2 separate regions of the Homo sapiens genome follow, and region 2 is linked to region 1. A link is an interaction called in ENCODE POLR2A ChIA-PET data of the cell type or tissue named here. Cell type or tissue: PC-9. All regions are shown on one strand. Links, peaks and the distances in the headings refer to the core of each region. The heading gives the core; the rest is flanking DNA.

Region 1 (2,921 bases), core at 330-2,829:
CTCATTCATGATTTTACTCCCTGCCCAGCTTGCAGATACATGCATTTGAATTTTAGTAGTCTGTCATATTTAAAATCCCACATATGTGAGTTAAATATGCAATAAAGAATACGCCTTGCTGATTAGCCACACCCAGGCAATTTAATATCCATGGTCTTCTATAATGTTTATACCACATTGTAAATATTCAGAGAACTTGTTTTAAAGTTTATGCTTTCTGATTCTGTGATTTTCAAAAGAGGAATTTTTTTGGAAATTAAGGACTATCGTTTGATAATTATATATGTAATTAAGATTTAGCCAAGCATTAAATTAATTTTTAAATATATCCTTTGTTGTATTTTCCTGACGACTAAATTTGCAGCATTTCAAATGACTCTAATAAAGTGGGACTGTGAGCAGGCCCATGTGTACCCTTGATCAGGACATAATATGCAGAACAGTGTCATGCACTGTATTTGCTCTGTTAATTTTATCTTATCCCTACATATTTGTATTAGTTCATTCTCACGCTGTTATAGGGACATACTTGAGACTAGGTAATTTATAAAGAGGTTTAATTGACTCACAGTTCCGCATGGGTGGGAAGGCCTCAGGAAACTTACAATCTTGACGAAAGGCACGTCTTCACAGGGTGGCTGCAGAGAGAAATGAGTGCTGAGGGAAGGGGGAAGTCCCTTATGAAGCCATGAGATTTCATGAGAACTCAGGAGAACAGCATGGCGGAAACCACCCCCCATGATTCAGTTATCTCCACCTGGTCCCGCCCTTGATGTGGGGATTATTACAATTCAAGGTGAGATTTGGGTGGGGACACAGAACCAAACCAAATCAGTATTCATTCTGGATGAATTTTTCATTACACCTTACTGGCCTACTAAGTAGAATTAAAGTCAGAACACCTATTCCTCATCTTAAGTAGAATAAAACATAAAACATGTATCTGTATCACATACAGATCATTTAGGCCTTAAACTGCATATTATTTCCAAACCCATTAGACTAATTACTCTGCTTTTAAGAACTCTTAAAATAGAGTTTTTATCCTATGAAATCTGTCAGGCTATATTGGTTTCAGGAATGGGTTTGAACATCACACTAGGAATTTGATGTAGGGTACATAAAACAATGGTTTTTCTATCCCAAGCAGAACATTTTTATTCCTGAAATAGCTTAAGGACATTATTTCTTATGAAAGGAATTATCAAAAGATAAATCCAGAGGGTTACATTTTAATAAAGCTGGTTTTGCTTTTCAGTTTTTTCTTTTGGAGCAATCCTCTGAATTAACTCCAAAATAGGTGACAAATGTTTTTGAGAAGGAAAGCTACTTTATTGAAACAACATAAACCACAGTCAAGAGTGACTAGTACTACTGTAGCCAATGATGTCGAAGTCTCACCATGTCCCTGTTCTTGCCACTGGTGTCCTCTTGCAAGTATTTGCTCCTCTGCCTGAGGGCTTTTCTTTGGCCTGTGCAACAGGCTGGAGTGTCCTGGAGATACTTCCTGGAACAGATCTCAGCCAAGGGAGAAAAGGAATTGGAGGCTAAATGCCCCAGTGTGTCAGTTAGGGTCCTCCTGGGAGCAGACACTGAGATGGTATTAAATGTACAGGAAGTTTATTGGGGGAATGCGTATAAGAGAAAACGGAGGGGAGCCTGGAGGAGGCTGGGAAAGCTGTCAGACAATGAGGCAGGCAGGTCTCACCTGTGTGAAGGAAGGAGGATGAAAGTCTTAGACATTGGTGCAGTTCTAAAGTTTCAGCAGGGCCAACTGGCAGCTCTGACAGGTACAACCAGGGGTCTCCTTGCTAGTATGAGATCTGAGAGACAGAATTTCCTGATGACCAAACCCAATTTGCTGATCTCTCAGGAAAGCAGGTATGGTCCACATTGCCTATAAGAGGTCTTCAGTTGAGTAGAGCCATAGTTGCCTGCAGTGGTAACATTACCAGCACCCAGAATTGGCCAAAAAATTGAAAATGCTAATAATCATCCTTGAAATCATGAAACTCTTACAAAAGTAGTCAAATGTTACAGAGCTGCAATATAAAATAGGAAACTGTAAGTTGCTACATTGTAGTGGTTGTTAATGGTTACAAGAGCTCTTCTTATCTCTAACATGGTAATACCCATGTAATAAAGGGAGTCTTGCCATTCACTGATTATGACAAAACATTTGATCTGTTGTTTCAAGTAAATGAAAATGAGAAAAACACTAGCACTACATGTAGGAAGAAAAAAACATATCTGAATGGGAGGTGTACTTTCATAAACGTTTTGAAGACTGCCCTCCAGAAATGAAACTGTCCATGGATACTGGGTTCACAGCTGCTAAAAGCTGCCTCAGACTGCCCAAACACAGGCTGAATATTGTTATATGGGATTGGTATCGACATGCAATGTAGACTGGTCCCTGGCCTGCTTTGGGACTCTAGCCCCCAGTAATTTGTACTGCGTTCCTGTCAGTCCTAACTCCAGCAGCGGCTTAAAGGATACAATCATTCAGTACAATGAAAATCCCTAGCACATGACTTCTTAGGCTCTTGCTAAATATCTTTAGGAAAATGTATGAGAAAAGTTTTGACAAAACACTGCAGAAACCATTTTAAGCTACTTTGCAAAAACATTTTGATCATGAAAGCTTACCTTTTACTTGTAACCTTAGTGACATTGCTGTTGCTTTGGGACCGAGAGCCAACTTGAACAACTTGAATACAGCTCTAATCTTGAAGGTTGAGCCCTGTTTCTGGCTCCGGCACTTTGATTTCCACAAGAATCTTTGTGTTTCATTAAAATAAACCCCCTTCACTTGATCTCTCTTCAGTTGGTCTCTTGTTCCAAATGAAAATACTTCATTTTTATCTATCACAAGTTTCCTGTTTTCTCTAGTGGCAATTTCCTGTCTATGATACCTGCAA
Region 2 (2,921 bases), core at 287-2,786, 380 kb after region 1:
AATTTGAAAGAGCTGGTGTGAATTTATATCCTGCGCCCCACCTTATGCTTATATCTGCTGGCTCTGCCTAAGCTAACCAGCACCTCACCATTTTCAGGGTTGTCCTCATTGCCAAGGGCTGTAGTGAGACACACAGGCTCAGTAGAGTTTGAATTGGGGATCTGGAGCTCCATGTACTTGTTGAAGACTTGTTCAAAGCCCAAAAGCCTTTTGAGGAGGATAAATTATGCATAAGCAATCCGTTCTATCAGCACTGGCATCGTGATGAAAGTAACAAGGACATCATTTGATGGACTCAGACAGCCTGGGGTCCCTCCTGCTCACCATCCACCAGACAGCACAGCATCTGCCTTGGTTCCCAGTAAACAGCCAGGTGCCTTCCCAGTGCCTCAGTTTCCATATATGTAAAATAGGGTAGCAGCTGTACCCACCTCACAGGGGTGTTGGGAGGATTCAGTGAGTCAGTGTAAGCTGGGCCCCTGGGACGGCTCCAGCACAGGAACAGGGCTACCTGTGCTTACTCTTGCTACTCTTCCTGCCAAATTGTGGTTAAAATGAGATGAGGTAAGGACCTGGCAGCATACTGTGTGTTCAGCAAGTGATGGCTCCTGCTACGTTATGTTTTGTTTTTTGTTTTTGGAGATGAAGTCTCACTCTGTTGCCCAGGCTGGAGTGCAGTGGCGTCATCTGGACTCACTGCAACATCTGCCTCCTGGGTTCAAGTGATTCTCCTGCCTCAGCCTCCCAAGTAGCTGGGACTATAGGCATGCACCACTATGACTGGCTAATTTTTGTATTTTTTAGTAGAGACAGGGTTTCGCCATGTTGGCCAGGCTCGTCTCCAACGCGTGACCTCAGGTGATCTGCCCACTTTGGCCTCCCAAAGTGCTGAGATTACAGGTGTAAGCCACCACGCCTGGCCCCATGGTATGTTTCTAATATATAACTATATATTAAAATTATATATGTAATTATATATACTAAAAATACGTAATATTGTTTAAACTCTAGGAAGGCCCAGATGCAGAAATTATTGGAGGTGAACGATCAGTATTTTACTTACTAATGAAAATGTTTGTGACCAGTAGCCATTTACAACTGAAGTCATTGACCAAACTTCTGATCATGAAGGTGAGCATTTTCTACCAGTTTCTAACTCTGAAAAGCATTTTGTATAGATCTTCCTTATGGTAAGTGTTTAGTTAACAGTTATTGAATTCAGGAGGTATTGGAATTGTTTTTAGTTTTAAAATAGAAGGTTTTATGGCAGTTTAATTTATTGTGTCTTACACTTAGCTACATTCCTGGGAGGCAGCCTGGTGCATTGGAAAAATGTTTTTTTTTTTTTTTTTTAGGTAGGTCATTTCTAGCTTGTTGTAGGCTCAATACTAAATTTTGGCTTCTTGGTGTTTATTAGGCAGTGCCTCTTTCCTCCTTCTCAGGCTCTGGCGTTATCCAGGGCTTTCAGCCTTTTTGCCAGAATCCATCACCCACAGCACATGGGTCATCAAAGCCAGTGGAAGAGAATAGGAATTTATTTCCTTATCTTGTTTTGTCCTTGATACTCATGTTTCCAGAGCTATGTCAGGTCTTATGATAGCAGTAGGACATCTAGTCCTCATTTCTGCTCTGCAACAAACAGCTTGGGGGATGCACTATGTTTAGGGTACAGAGGTTTGACCTTTCACTTTTATTTGAAATGCTGATAACCTTGCTACACTTACAGCCTTCTCTCTTGAGCTGCTTAAAGAATGTGGCAGTCTAAGTCTTGACCTCCATAGGTTGCCATTTCCTTCCAGGTAGTGCAGTTGTGAACCTGACCCCAGCCAGATTTCGTGATCACTGACTGCAAATAGGTGAAATTGGCACAGTCAGGCTTTCCTTTGGTGCATGCTGTTGCAGGGCTCTGTGCCGTGAGGCCTCTTAGACTCTGAGTTTCTGCTTTCAGACCATTTAGGGAAATCATTTCGTCACTTCTGCACATTCAAGTCCTGCCTCATACCAGTTTCTCTTCTGTTGGAATAGTGAGTCTTGAGGTCTGCATTTGAAGTGATATGATGTGACTGGCTCGTGACCTTGGAGAATTTCATACAGGCTAAGGGTTGAGTAGCTGTGAGGGGTCAAGTTTTACACATTTACCTGGGTCTTTGTGAAAATCCAGAGGTCTTTGGCTCCTAAGTAGCAGCCAAATTTTTTCCCTTCTTTTTATTTAGGAAATGAGGATAAACGATGAGTAGCCTTGAGAGAAGGGATCATATTGTCTTTTTTGTTTGTTTGAGACAGGCTCTCGCTCTGTCATCCACGCTGCTGTGCACTGCTACAATCACGGTTCACTGCCATCTTGACCTTCTGGGCTCAAGTGATCCTCCCAACTAAGCCTCCTGAGTAGCTAGGGCCACATGTGTGCGCACCACCACTAACCCGGCTACTTTTTTAATTACTATTTGCTGTAGAGGCAGAGTCTCAACTATGTTGCCTCCGCTGATCTCAAGCTCCTGAGCTCAAGCAATTCTCACACCTCAGTCTCCTGAAGTGCTGAGATTACAGGCATGAGCCCCTATGCCTGGCCAGATTATATTGTCTTTGAGAGAGCATAGAATGATTTGCTTGTTTCCCTCAACAATTGGGGATGTTATGTTGAAAGACTAACTTTCAGAGAAAAATGGGATGAAACTTTCACCCCCTGCGTGCTCCTTGGGCGTGTGGTGCTGGAGCACAATGAAACTGCTTGACCTCCGACAGAAAGTGGGTCCTGTAGGCTGGGTGTGGTGGCTCATGCCTATAATCCCAACACTTTGGGAGGCCAAGGTAGGCAGATCACTTGAAGCTAGGAGTTTGATACCAGCCTGGCCAACTTGGCAAAACTTTGTCTCTGCTAAAAAATTAGAAAAATTAGCTGGACGTGTTGGCACACTCCTGTA

Evidence for each region. Peaks named below come from ENCODE experiments on the same cell type or tissue, not always from the same donor. Only the 100,000 strongest peaks of a DNase experiment are listed, where the experiment ranks them.
Region 2: POLR2A ChIA-PET joins it to region 1 with 12 read pairs; 2 of 35 experiments call an interaction of 5 or more read pairs at or near these places.

The regions. Positions count from the first base shown.
Region 1 is chr21:32,731,306-32,734,226 of GRCh38, reverse strand. It overlaps PAXBP1-AS1 (PAXBP1 antisense RNA 1), which reads right to left. Exons shown (of 4, transcript NR_038879.1): 2 at 570-638. It overlaps PAXBP1 (PAX3 and PAX7 binding protein 1), which reads left to right. Exons shown (of 18, transcript NM_016631.4): 18 at 1-328. Among named protein-coding and RNA genes, the nearest start is that of PAXBP1-AS1, 4.7 kb to the right of the region's middle. In PC-9, for the core only: no CTCF peak of the experiment used is centred there; a DNase peak (open chromatin) is centred at 1,426.
Region 2 is chr21:32,355,747-32,358,667 of GRCh38, reverse strand. It overlaps URB1 (URB1 ribosome biogenesis factor), which reads left to right. Exons shown (of 39, transcript NM_014825.3): 15 at 1,012-1,131. Among named protein-coding and RNA genes, the nearest start is that of SNORA80A, 20 kb to the left of the region's middle. In PC-9, for the core only: no CTCF peak of the experiment used is centred there; no DNase peak of the experiment used is centred there.